Linked DNA regions of Mus musculus: all the other regions are linked to region 2. A link is a contact called in ENCODE Hi-C or POLR2A ChIA-PET data. All regions are on one chromosome and are shown on one strand. Each heading gives the region's core, a stretch centred on a gene start or an enhancer-like site at or near the end of the contact. The rest is flanking DNA. Distances are from core to core; before and after follow the strand shown. Region 1 holds the start of Khdc4 (KH domain containing 4, pre-mRNA splicing factor). Region 2 holds the start of Arhgef2 (rho/rac guanine nucleotide exchange factor (GEF) 2). Region 3 holds the start of Lamtor2 (late endosomal/lysosomal adaptor, MAPK and MTOR activator 2). Region 4 holds the start of Lmna (lamin A).

Region 1 (3,002 bases), core at 344-2,843, 65 kb after region 2:
GGAGGAGAGAGAGAAGAAAAGAGGAGGGGGAGGAGGAAGAGGGGAGGAGAGGAGAGAGAGAGGCAAAGGAAGGAAAGAAAGAATGTAGAATCAAAGTTGCTTTGCCATGCTGATTTTAGTCGAGCACATGACTCAACTATTCAAGCCTGGTGTTCTTCAGGCAAGTCTGTTTCCTCAAGACTTATTTACTTTGTGTGGTGTTGGCAACTGAACTTTGGACTTAACTCTGCTCCACACTGGTTCGTCCTGCAATTCTTTCCCAAGTCAAAAAAGCCAAAGACTCTTTGGAGTCTAGCCCTAAAAGATCAAGGGAGCACCTCTCACACTAGTGTGGTTGACACCACAGAGCAGTGTCTTCATCCCTACCACAAATGTATATTTATTTATTATGTGCCCAAACTCTCTATTATTTAGCTTTTAAGTGAATTTTTTTTTTTTTAAAGATTTATTTATTATTATATGTAAGTACACTGTAGCTGTCTTCAGACACTCCAGAAGAGGGCGCCAGATCTTGTTACGGATGGTTATGAGCCACCATGTGGTTGCTGGGATTTGAACTCTGGACCTTCGGAAGAGCAGTCGGGTGCTCTTACCCACTGAGCCATCTCACCAGCCCCAAGTGAATTTTATTCTATGAATTATGTCGGAATGTAAGTATTTCTATAAGCTAGCATTCTGGGTTTGTTTGCTTTCTGTTGGAAGAATACTTGCATAAACGTTAAGGATCTGTTTTTCAGATTCACCCAAAACTCCTTAGAATTCAAAGCTTTTCAGTATATTGAAGAGGCAGTCAAGTGTAAACACACAGCCCTCAGAGAAGGGGATTTCATAACTTTTGATTTTTAATCTCCATTATGACAGTTCTTAGATCAGAGAGCAACTTTCCTTGTGTGCTCCAGGGATCTAACTTACATCGTTGTTTGTCTACTAGCACCTTCGTCTGCAGGGCTATCTCTCAGTCCCTGGCTTCGTTTTTTTTAAAAGCTCCACCTCGCTGAGCAGTTTTTCTCCAACTTTACTTGTTTTATAACAAGTTGTCCAAGTGCTTACGAGTTTGCCAAAACCAATGTTTTTGCTCATGGCCACCAGAACAGCCCCCCCCCCCCCATGCAGCGGGCTGACTGGAGCTTCCTATCCCTAAGGGTGGGTGGGTGGGGGACCCAAAACAAAACAAAAAGAGAAAGAAAGAAAAGGAAGTTGTGCAAATGACTTTGGAAAGAATCATTTCCTTTTTTCATAAGCTGAATCGAGAAGTGCGCTGAAGTCGCCGGCAGGGTTCTCCTCCGCTACAGGCTGGGACTCCACGTGAGCAAAGAGAACGCGGAGAAAGTCGGCTTCATTTTCTGACTTGTCTTCCAGGCAACTCGCTTGCCCACAATAAAAATGGATTCTCCTAGCCCGCAACTCGCTTTTAAACCAGGCCCAACAACCATTTTTATTAAGGGCAAGAGAGCAAGCCGGAGAGTCGACAGGCAGGCACTCCTGTCACTGAGACGCCAGACGCTTTAAATCACCGAGGGTCCAATCGGAATCAAGAGTCCTCACCGGACCCGCCTTACCTCACGGCCGGAAAAGGCCGTGCGTCAGCGCGTTGGGCGGAAGTGGCGGGAGGGCGGTGGTGGGTAGTTGGCGGGTGGTTGACTGGAGCAGGCCGCCATGTCCGCAGGGAGCGCGACACATCCTGCCGCTGGCGGGTAAGGGCTTCGCGGGCCAGGCTGGGGGCAGCGAGCACGGGCCCGGGGCAGGGAGACCGGCGAGGCTGCGTGTGGGCCGGACGGGCCGTCTAGTAGGACGCGTCCGGATGCCGAGGCCGGGGTTCTGGAGAGAATGTTGAGCTGGCCTCGGGCGCCCGGAAAGAGGCCGGCCGCGGTGCGAGAGGGAAGGGAGGGAACTCGGAGCCTTTTAGAAGGACGAGCCAAGGAGAAGGCGAACGCAGAGCGTTCCCGGCCGAGCCGAGTCTCCGGATGGAAGTGACTGGAAAGGAAATGTTTCGTAAGGGGATCGGAATAAGGGGAGTGGGACTGAGCTTTAGATAGGAATCTCGGGCACGTCTCGGGACCATGGCAGGCGACGCGGGATGGAGTGTACGAAGGGGGAGACTACACAAAGGAAGGCCGTGGGCCTCAGGATTTCCCTTTTCCTACCTGTAGGCGCCGCAGCAAATGGGATCAGCCAGCGCCAGCTCCGCTTCTCTTCCTGCCGCCAACGGCCCCAGGTGGAGAAGTCGCTGGCAGCGGGGCGAGCCCCGGGGGCGCCACCACCGCCGCCGCTCCTTCAGGAGCCTTGGATGCCGCCGCTGCCGTGGCTGCCAAGATCAATGCTATGCTCATGGCCAAAGGGAAGCTGAAACCATCTCAGAATGCGGCCGAGAAGGTATTGCGAGCGCTAGACGCTCTGCGCTTCGGGATTTTCTTTTTCCTCCCCTTTCTTCACCTTTCAGTTGCTTGGTCATTGGGGTTAATGAAGATGAAACCGGTTAGAGTGAAGATCACGTTTGGGAGTATTTAGATGATACCTTGTTAAATTGTTCCTGCAAGGCAATGAATGGGCTTTGGTTTTTTTGTTTCAGGCAGAGACTCTGTATATTTAGACCAGGCTGGCCTGCTTGCAGAGATGCCTCTTGCCTCTGACCCCCCAAGTGCTGTGCCCCATCATTGCATCCTGAAGTCAGGCAGTTTTAATTGATGTAGTTCCCTTGTTTTGTTTTTCGAGACAAGTCCACGTAGTCTTGGCTGTCCTGGAACCGTGGTTTAGCCTCGAACTAATGGGGAGATATCCGTCTCTGCCATCTACGTAGGATAAGGACATGCGCAGCCACCACCTGGCTGGTCTTGTTACTTTTATGGACTAGTTTTTGTGCTTAGAAACTTAAACTCAGTTTTTTTTTATGGATATTTGAGGCAATATGTTTTTGATCCATGAAGTTCTGGTATATCAAGTCAGTGTTTTAAAAATACTCATTTGTATGTATGTCTCTCAAGTGTCATAGGATTTGGGGCTTG
Region 2 (2,865 bases), core at 204-2,703:
CTGGACATTGTTTCTTTTTCCCTGGCCTTTACTATATAAGGACCCTGAACAGGAGAATGGGCACAAAAGGTGAGGGAGTTCCTAGGCAGGAGATAGGTCAGAGGAGCAGAGTGGGAGGGGAGCAGAGCCGGGGTGAGGAGCTGAGGAGCCCAACCAGCACAGCGGGTGGATGAGGCAGCCGAGCCCAAATTAGAGACTGAGGCTAAAATTGGCACTCTAGGAGTGCAGGGCTGGGCTGGAAACCTGCAGCCCTAACACCACCCTCCCTGCCCCGCTACCGAGAAGAACAGAGCAGAAGCTGGTGACAGTGGCTGGGCCTCATCTCCCTCCCTCTTTCTTTTTTCTTTCTTTCTTTTTTTTTTCGGTGTTTTGAGACAGGGTTTCTCTGTGTAGCCCTGGCTGTCCTGGAACTCACTCTGTAGACCAGGCTGGCCTTGAACTCAGAAATCTCCCTGCCTCTGTGCAACACCACGCCTAGCCATCTCCCTCCCTCATTACCACACACTTTTGGGACTAGATTAGGTAGTACCCTAAATTTTTACAAAACTTTGCCCCAGGGTGCTCAGGTTTTTACAGAGAAATCGGAGACCTTGATAGGTGGAAACGGAGCAGACTGGAGAATTTCCCCAGTGGCAGGAAACTCAGGTTGACTCAAAGGGTCCAGAGAAATGAAAACCCACCCACACTCCTCAGCAAGCTCAAACGTTTCCAGACAGGGCCAAGTTGTTTCTATAGTCTCCTGTGGCAGAGAAAACTGGTGTCAGGACACAAGGAAGGATTTCCTCAGCTAGCCTCAGGAAAGGTGGAGCCTTCTCACCTTCACTGCCAAAGTAATTGGCAGAGGTGGGGCTGAGAAGGATGGTCAGAGTGTGGTCCACAAGGCCCAGAGGGGTGAGAAGCTGGGCGGGGGGTGGGGGGGGGTGAGGGGAAAACCCTCTCTTGTGGACTCCTAGCTTTTGGAAAGGAGTCCCCTTCTTCACTCTTTTGGGGGAGTGAAGCCTGTTAACGATGAAGCTTCTAGTTCCCCTTTCATTGCCCCCTCCCTCTTGTCATACCAGTCCAACATTGTAAAAGCGGTCTGTGTACTCAAGCCTGTTTGATGAGTGAGCCCTTATGGCTAGGTCTCCCAGTTACCGATAAGGTGATAGAATCCCCTTAGGGTCTTTAAAGAGTGAAGTTACCCGGAATGGGCGCCGGTGTTTTTCAAGGACAGCCGAGCTAAGGGAGGTCGCTGAGGTCAGAGAGTGTTCCTAAGCGCTAAAGGGAAAAGGGATCCTCGAACCTGTCCCAAGGACCCCTGTCCAGCAGACTGCAGCGATACTAACCCCGGCGTCCCGTCCGGTGCGCGGGTACCCCGCCCTGCCTCCGCTCCGCCTCTCCCCTTCCTGAGCTCGGGTGGGGGAGGAGACTAGGGTTTGAGGAACTGGTGCTGGGTGCAGGGGCGAGGGGACTCAGACTTCCTGTCCCCGAGGCCGACGCGTGCGGCCGGACCCCTCCCCCGCCGTTGCTGGACACCCGGGGCCGCCGCGTCCTCCCGCGGCTCACGCTGGATTATGTCTCGGATCGAATCCCTCACTCGCGCGCGGATCGACCGGAGCAAGGAGCAGGCAACCAAGGTGGGCTGGCTCTGCGACCGGGCGCCCTGCCGACCTCTGGGCCTCCGCCCCGCGTCCCGCGTCCCCCCGCCCGCTCTGGGGCGCCCGAGTCCGCGCGCAGCGGCCGGACGGGGTGGGTGGGGCTGCGAGCGCGTGAGGAGGGGGCTGGAGGACCGCAACGTGACCCGCGTCTCCAGCACCCGCGCAGCTTCTGTGCGGGGATCTAGGAGAGCTGAGCTGGGTTACCAGTGGTTCGGCGGGACCGAGTGTTTTGGGCCGCTCGGAAGAAAGTTGCTCCGGTAAGGGATCGAGCGGGAAAGAGGGGCGAGCGTGTCGGGTTCCTAGGGACGACGCTCTTGGGCACCCCTTTCCGCACCCCAGTTCCGGGGGTTGCTTGCGGCCGTGCCCGCTAGCGCCGGCTCGGTCGTTCCCCCTTTGTCCCCACCAGCGGGTGGAGGGGGCCGGAGGGGGTGTTTTCCAAGCTCCCTCCCCCACCTTCCCGCCCCTCCAAGACAAAAGTCAGCTCCTCCTCTTCTTGCGGATGGACTTTCCAGCTGTGATTCAGTTCTTGCCTGGGGTAGGCGGGTGGCTAGGGGTCAAGACAGCAAGCGGCCGCCCATTTTCTCCGCCAGGCCAAACCGATCCATCAGGTGAAGCAAGCTGCCTTTGTGTCGCTGGGATGCCTTCTCACATCCTGAGCGTCTCGGTGCCAGGACCCAGAGTAGTTCCCACCCTTATCTGTTTCATCAGCTTCCAGGCTCCTGGTTCTCCAGCCGCCTCGGTTAACCCAGTTCCCCCACTCCCCTCAGCCATATTTCGATTATCGCCTCGGCTTGGGGGCCCTTCACCTGTCATCTGGAGTCTGGCTGTGTAATTATCAGCACACTCTGCAATACGACCTCTCCAGCACGCCTTTACAAGTGTCCTTTATTCCTGTCTTTGTATTCAGACGCCCTCCCAAATGCCATGACTTTCCTCACCTCAGCTCACAGGAAGTGGTGAAGCCGAGGAGGACTTGTAGATGAATAAGTGAAGCCAGGGGGGCCTGGTTCAGGCGGACGGCGCCTCCCTGTACCTCAGGACACTCACATTATAAGGCTCTCTCGGAAAGCAAAGGCAGGAAGGGCTTTAATCTTAATCCCTGTCCTTAGCGAGAGCGTAATGACCCTCCCGCAGCCAGCCAACCAAGCAGATCATTTTCAGGCTGGAAAGCCACTCTGCGAATGGAAAGCTGCCCTCTCCCTTCCTCCAAGGTTCCAGGCTTTAGCTA
Region 3 (2,896 bases), core at 180-2,679, 68 kb before region 2:
AACTGCTCTACCACTGAGCTCCACATCTGTCCCTTAAAAAGCATTTCTTAGAGCTTAGCTAGGCTGCAGTGACACCAGCCCTGGACTCAGTACCCAGTGTGAATGAGAGTGGGTGTAAAGAATGGGCTGCCAGCATGACAGTGAAGAGCTTCCCAAGGGGCCTTCCCCACTGCAAACACCTTTTTCAGTTCTGCACACTGCCACTCTTCAGAGGACTTTAGCCCTTTCTCCCGACAACCTTTTCCCATTCTGTGATGCTCCATCTTTACTGATCTTTGTCCAAGCCTCACTCCGCCCTCGGCCCTTTGCAATTGCTGTTGTCAGAAATACTTGCAAAGTCTGCTCGGTGGTGGTGTACACCTTTAGTCCCAGGACTTGGGAGGCAGAAGCTAGCAGATTTCAGAGTTCAGCCTGATTCTATAGAGTGAGTTCCAGGACAGCCAGGACTACACAGAGAAGCCCTGTCTCGAAAAACAAAAAAAGAAAAAGAAAGAAAGAAAACAAATACTCGAAGAGAGCCTGCCTCAGTCTCTCGTGTACTGAACTAGAGGCATAAGCCACCATAGCAAGCACTGTTAGAAATATTTCCCCAAATGATTGCTGTATGGCTTAATTCTCTTCCCCTTTCCTATCGTCCTTCGGATCTTTTAACAAATGTCTCCTTTTCACTGAGATGGACCCTCACATAGGCCAGCACCGTACTCTCACTTCCTTTTTTAATATCTATGTTTTATTTGGCAAGGTGCGATGGTGCACACCTGCAATCTCAGGGTTGAGGTGGCAGAAGCAGGATAATCATTGCAAGTTCGAAGTCAGCCTACTTTACTCCATACCATGCAGTCCATCAGGATAAATTTGAGACTGTCTTCATTAAACGCTTGGTTCCCGTTCCTATCATACGCGGCCCAGATGTTACTGGCGATGGCCGCAGTGACCCGGGCATCTGTGTCCCCATAACCGGAGTAGGCCAGCAGCGATCCCTCATTATTCAGCAGCCTGGCAAGAATGGGAAGGATATCAACAAACTCAGGAAGAGTGAAAGGTCTGAGTTCCTATCCCAATTCCAGCTACTGGCGCTTTTAGGAAGCAAGAATCCAGGAACACGCTAATCAACTGTCCATTTCCCTTTCCGAGGAAGCCCTCAAGCAGGGTTTCCGAAGCTGCAGCTTGCAACATTAGCCACCTCCCGGCGTAGGGCTCTTCCCTACCCCTACTGCAGACAGCCGCGCGCCGCCCCATTCCAGCGCTCGCTGCTTGGGTTCTTGTTCACTCACAGGGTGCTCTGGACTCCTCCAGTGTTGGCTTGGCTTAGCACCTGCGTCAAAGCCTTGGGACGCAGCATGCCTGCGTCTCTTAACCCTGACCTGCACCAACACACCCCTACAGTCGCAGCCTCTTGCTCTCCCTCAGTCGCTTCCGGTGGCCCAGGAGCCCAGCTACGAGGCGCCTGGGAGTTGTAGTCACCGGGCCCATCTACTGAGGCTCTGGCCCAATTCCCGCCCCGCGCGAGGGCCTCTGGGAATCGTAGTTTCATGTGATCGCTCAAGGAATTCTGGGAACCATAGTTCAGCGTTCCAGTGGGACCATGTGGTTGTGGAGTTGGGGGGGGGGAGAGCGGGAGCGCAAGGACAGTGGCAACGGTGGAAATACTTTTAACATCTTCCACGCGAAGGACGCCTTCGTGCCTACTGGTCAATCGCAATCTAATAATAAATCTATCTGTTAGGCACATCCTTGACCATTTTTTAAAGCAATATTGTACGCTAGTCACAATTCTGTGGGGTCTTGCTCTTTTACTCCCAAGGCTCAGAGAAGCCACGTAGGCAAACTCCAGGTCTCTGAAACCGTCCTTAATGGCTCCCTCGGGGCGGTTCCCCGGAGGCCACGACTGCTCGAATCCGCAGAGGTCTTAAGGACGTCCTGAACCAGGAACGAACCCAGGCCTCTCAAGAAAACCAAGTGACCCCAGGGAACGGAGATAAGACGGCGACAACGAAAGTCCTTTGTCCGAACAGGAGGGAGCCGCAGGCGGCCCTGAATCTCCCGCCCTCCGCGCTGTCCGGCCCGGGCCAGCTGCGCACCCTGCTCGGGCCTGGGCCGCCCCAGCTGCAGTGCTCCCCCAGGCCGCCCGGGGCGCTGTGGCTGCGGCTGTCCGGAGTGGGCGGCGGAGCCTTGGGGAGGGGCGGGAGGGGGAGTTGGAGGCCCCGGAGTCGGGCCGGGCCGGGCGGGCCGGGAGGAGGAGGAGGAGGAGCCGGACGGGCTGGCGGGCGGCCGGGCGGCGGCATGGCGGAGCCGAGTGGGGCTGAGACGAGGCCCCAGATTCGGGTCACCGTCAAGACCCCCAAGGACAAGGAGGAGATCGTGATCTGCGATCAAGCCTCGGTCAAGGAGGTAGTATCTGGCTGGGAGGAGACAGGAGGGCGGGAGCAGCGCACCGAGGGGGTCAGAGCAGAGAGGGAGACCTCGGGGTCGGCCTGGCGCCGGGGACGGGCCCCCGGCCGGGGCGGAATCCAGGGGCATACAGGCGGGAGAAGCGGGTAGGGGGCGCCCTGCCAGGGCTAGTCCGGGGAGCGTGGCGCGGGTAGGGGCCGGTTTGGCCGCGCTACCCGGGCTGGGGGCGTGGTGGGGGAGCTTGAGGAAGGGACACCTTGCTTGCGGGCTCCATTTGGAGCCTAGGCTTGAGGAGAGTGTGCTCCAGGGTCACTGGTAGAGGTTCCAGGCGCTAAGGCACCGTGCGGCCCGAGCGAGCTGCGGCTATGCTCTCCCGGGAGTGTCGCGTGGTGGTGGTGCCCTCTCTCTCTCTCTCTCCCTCTCTCTCTCTCTCCACAGAGCCTCCTTGTCGCAAATCGAAACGGTTGTGTAGTTCAGTTTTCTGCTCTACAGGATTTGCTGAGCG
Region 4 (2,795 bases), core at 241-2,740, 120 kb before region 2:
TCCAGAGGTTTAGTAAGATCAAGACATCAACAGTTCAGAGGATGGGCCAGAGTAAAGTCTGGCTTGACTAGAAAAATGAAAGTGGCTCGCTGGCTGAGCAAGGAAAGGACAGAGCTTCCAAAACCCTTAAGTCACCAAACAGAGAGGGCCCAGACTGGGGTGTCCCCGACTCAGGCATAACAGAATTTCCAGAGCCATTAGCTTCTGTGCCCGGTCTCCCTCCCCACCCTCCCTTGCATTCCTCGACCAGGGAGGCCAAGGGCTGTGGGAGCTGCGGGGGAGCAGATCTCCTGGTGTGCTTCTGGTGGGCCTGAGAGTCTAGGAAAAGCTCCAGACATTCTCAGCTCCTAGAAAGAACCAGGAGAAGGCCGTGCTTACACAGCCATGGGAGAAAGGGGCTATGCAGCCTTGGTAACTCCATTACAGTACCACTGGACAAATGTCAGTGTGGGCGCTATGTCTTAGTGGACATCATGTGTTCAGAGCCACGTTGGGCAAGATTGGCAAAGTGCCAAACCTACCAAGAAAGTTCTAATAAAACCCTTTCACCCATTCTGATGTGTCCCGGGCGGCGTTCGGGAGTTCCAAGACCTGGTAGAGCCTGTTCTACCTTCCTCAAGCCCATCCCCCAAGCTCCAAATGACTGAAAAATCCCACCTTGACAGCATAGGCCCTGTCACCAACGCTACTTGGTCTCAATGCCCCCACCACTCTTTATATCCCCCACCCTCTCACAGAGACCCCCTCCCTTCTATGTCCTATCATGTCTATTACCCTTGGCACTGCCAGTCACCCGCGGGAGGCAGTTCCGGGGAGGGAGGGGACTAGATGGCCAGTTACAGGCGACTGCTGCCTCCCTGGTGCCGGCCGGCCGGGCCTCACTCACCGAGCCTTCAGCTCCTTGAACTCCTCACGCACTTTGCTCAGCTCTAGCTGGAGGCGGGCGCGCTCCTTGGCCACAGAATCAAGGGTCTTGCGGGCATCCCCCAGCTCGGCCTCGTAGGCCGCCTTGATGCCGGACACCTCTCGGCTGACCACCTCTTCAGACTCAGTGATGCGAAGGCGCAGCCCCGCGTTCTCGGTCTCCAGGGAACGCACGCGATCGATGTACACGGCCAGGCGGTCATTGAGCTCCTGCAGGTCCTCCTTCTCCTGCAGCCGGGTGATCCGAGTGGGCGACAGTGGGGTAGAGCTGGCCTGCGCCCCACTGCGGGTGGCGCGCCGCTGTGACGGGGTCTCCATGGCCGGCAGGGTGACAGTGCTGCCCGCTGGGCAGGGGTCCCGAGAAGGGCGCGGGACTTGGACAGAAGGACAGAGGCTGCTCAGGGGGACAGCGAGCCGGCGAAGCTCGCTCCTGGCAGGCGTGGAGATCTGGGCTGGGCGCTGGCGCACCTCGGGATCTGGGTTGGCTGGTGTTGAGGCTGAGGCAGCGTTCCCGCGAACACTGAGTCACTGACAGCCAGGCAGAGGCTCTAATAGGCCCTCCTCTACAGGGGGTGGATCCACTGCTCTTAAAGGAGCCATCCTGTACCCAAAGGGGCGGGGGCAGGTATGGTGAGGAGGAGCCAGCATGCCAACCCTCACTCTGCAGAACACCCCTTTCTGGCCTGGGGCTTCACAATGTTGGTTCCTGCCTACTCAACTCTAAGCTTGCCTTTGGCCTTCTGGAGTAAAGAGCAGAGCCAAAGAATTTGAGTGGGTGGGCAAAGGGTAGTGGTGAGGGACCAGGGGAAGTAGGTGCAAAGTGAGGGAGAGGATCAGGCATCCCCAGAGAGCCAAGGAAGTTGGGGGGAGGGCTGAAGCTGCTGCCCATCAGTGACTCACCCCACTTCCACCACTGGCTCCCCTTTCCTCAGTAGTAATAGTGAGTCACCTCTCCCCCGCGCACAGAAGCGGCCAATCCAGGAGAGTGGAATGGCAAAGGAATGGCTGTGTTTTTAGGTAACTGAGGGATTACTTTATGCCCTCAAATTTGGGGGCAAAGATCAAGGACCTCGGGAAAAAACAAAAAACAAAACCCAAACCTATGCACTTCCCTTATATTTTTGGCTTTAAAACCAAACATTGGGTTTTAGATCTAAGAAATAAGCCTCAGTCCCCAAGAGAAGGCCAAGAATAGAAGCCAGAAGTTGGCCCCGCCCACTCCCCCCTCCCCTTTCATTTGGACCTAGACAGCTGGAAAAAGGGGCTGCTGAAATCCCTCGTTTCAGCCCCTTTCTTCAGCTCACTCCACCCAACCAAATCCAAGACTGTACTTATTTTTTTCCAGGACTGTACTTATTTTAATGGATAATTTAAAACAGATACCAGAGCTGTGCTGTGCGTGCATTCAGCACATGGCCAGGACACCAGGTTCCAGATTTTTGTGGCTTCGAGAAGGGCCTGAAAAGAGGAACGGGGTCAGAGGGTTGTTAATGCAGGGTCTCCATCCTGGTTCCATCTTAAACGGTGTGAGCAAGAACAGCAAAGCTACCCCCTCCTCAGCCACTGCATGCCTGTCTAGCCAGTTCTGGGTGGGCCCTGACTAGATGATCTCCCAATACAGTAACCTGGTCCCCTGGTTCCATGTCCCGGGGTCTCCAGCCTCCATCAAAGACTCCCGATCAGCTGTCTAATCCTCTCCTGTAACCCTAGCCTAAGCCTTACTGGCCCTGGCATCCCCTTCTGCCATGTTCCTTCCCCTTTTGCCATGTGCTTTCCCCTGTCCATTGCTGATTAGCTTGCAGTTCCTGCAGGTCCAGGCAGTGGGCTTGAGTTGGGACTCTTAAGAGATTTTGTTGTTGCTGCTGCTTTTT

The links. A loop is a pair of places that touch in the nucleus more often than their neighbours do. ChIA-PET counts read pairs that join two places held with the same protein, here RNA polymerase II (POLR2A).
Region 1: POLR2A ChIA-PET joins it to region 2 with 56 read pairs in Patski. The contact joins the promoter of Khdc4 here to the promoter of Arhgef2 in region 2. A Hi-C loop is called at or near these places in 2 of 37 maps with a recorded cell type or tissue (T-helper 17 cell and T-helper 2 cell). POLR2A ChIA-PET finds 5 or more read pairs at or near these places in 4 of 5 experiments (Patski and embryonic stem cell).
Region 3: POLR2A ChIA-PET joins it to region 2 with 68 read pairs in Patski. The contact joins the promoter of Lamtor2 here to the promoter of Arhgef2 in region 2. A Hi-C loop is called at or near these places in 1 of 37 maps with a recorded cell type or tissue (mouse embryonic stem cell). POLR2A ChIA-PET finds 5 or more read pairs at or near these places in 4 of 5 experiments (Patski and embryonic stem cell).
Region 4: POLR2A ChIA-PET joins it to region 2 with 36 read pairs in Patski. The contact joins the promoter of Lmna here to the promoter of Arhgef2 in region 2. POLR2A ChIA-PET finds 5 or more read pairs at or near these places in 3 of 5 experiments (Patski and embryonic stem cell).

What each region holds. Positions count from the first base shown.
Region 1 is chr3:88,684,194-88,687,195 of GRCm38, forward strand. Khdc4 (KH domain containing 4, pre-mRNA splicing factor) reads left to right here and starts at 1,594. Exons shown (of 14, transcript NM_028814.4): 1 at 1,594-1,694; 2 at 2,151-2,373. The coding sequence starts at 1,657.
Region 2 is chr3:88,619,706-88,622,570 of GRCm38, forward strand. Arhgef2 (rho/rac guanine nucleotide exchange factor (GEF) 2) reads left to right here and starts at 1,454. Exons shown (of 22, transcript NM_008487.4): 1 at 1,454-1,616. The coding sequence starts at 1,554. It overlaps Gm20652 (a long non-coding RNA gene), which reads right to left and starts at 1,400. Exons shown (of 2, transcript XR_375820.2): 1 at 1,326-1,400.
Region 3 is chr3:88,551,522-88,554,417 of GRCm38, forward strand. It overlaps Lamtor2 (late endosomal/lysosomal adaptor, MAPK and MTOR activator 2), which reads right to left and starts at 1,430. Exons shown (of 4, transcript NM_031248.4): 1 at 1,275-1,430; 2 at 834-996. The coding sequence starts at 1,342. Ubqln4 (ubiquilin 4) reads left to right here and starts at 2,195. Exons shown (of 11, transcript NM_033526.2): 1 at 2,195-2,391. The coding sequence starts at 2,284.
Region 4 is chr3:88,501,862-88,504,656 of GRCm38, forward strand. Lmna (lamin A) reads right to left here and starts at 1,491. Exons shown (of 12, transcript NM_001002011.3): 1 at 887-1,491. The coding sequence starts at 1,242.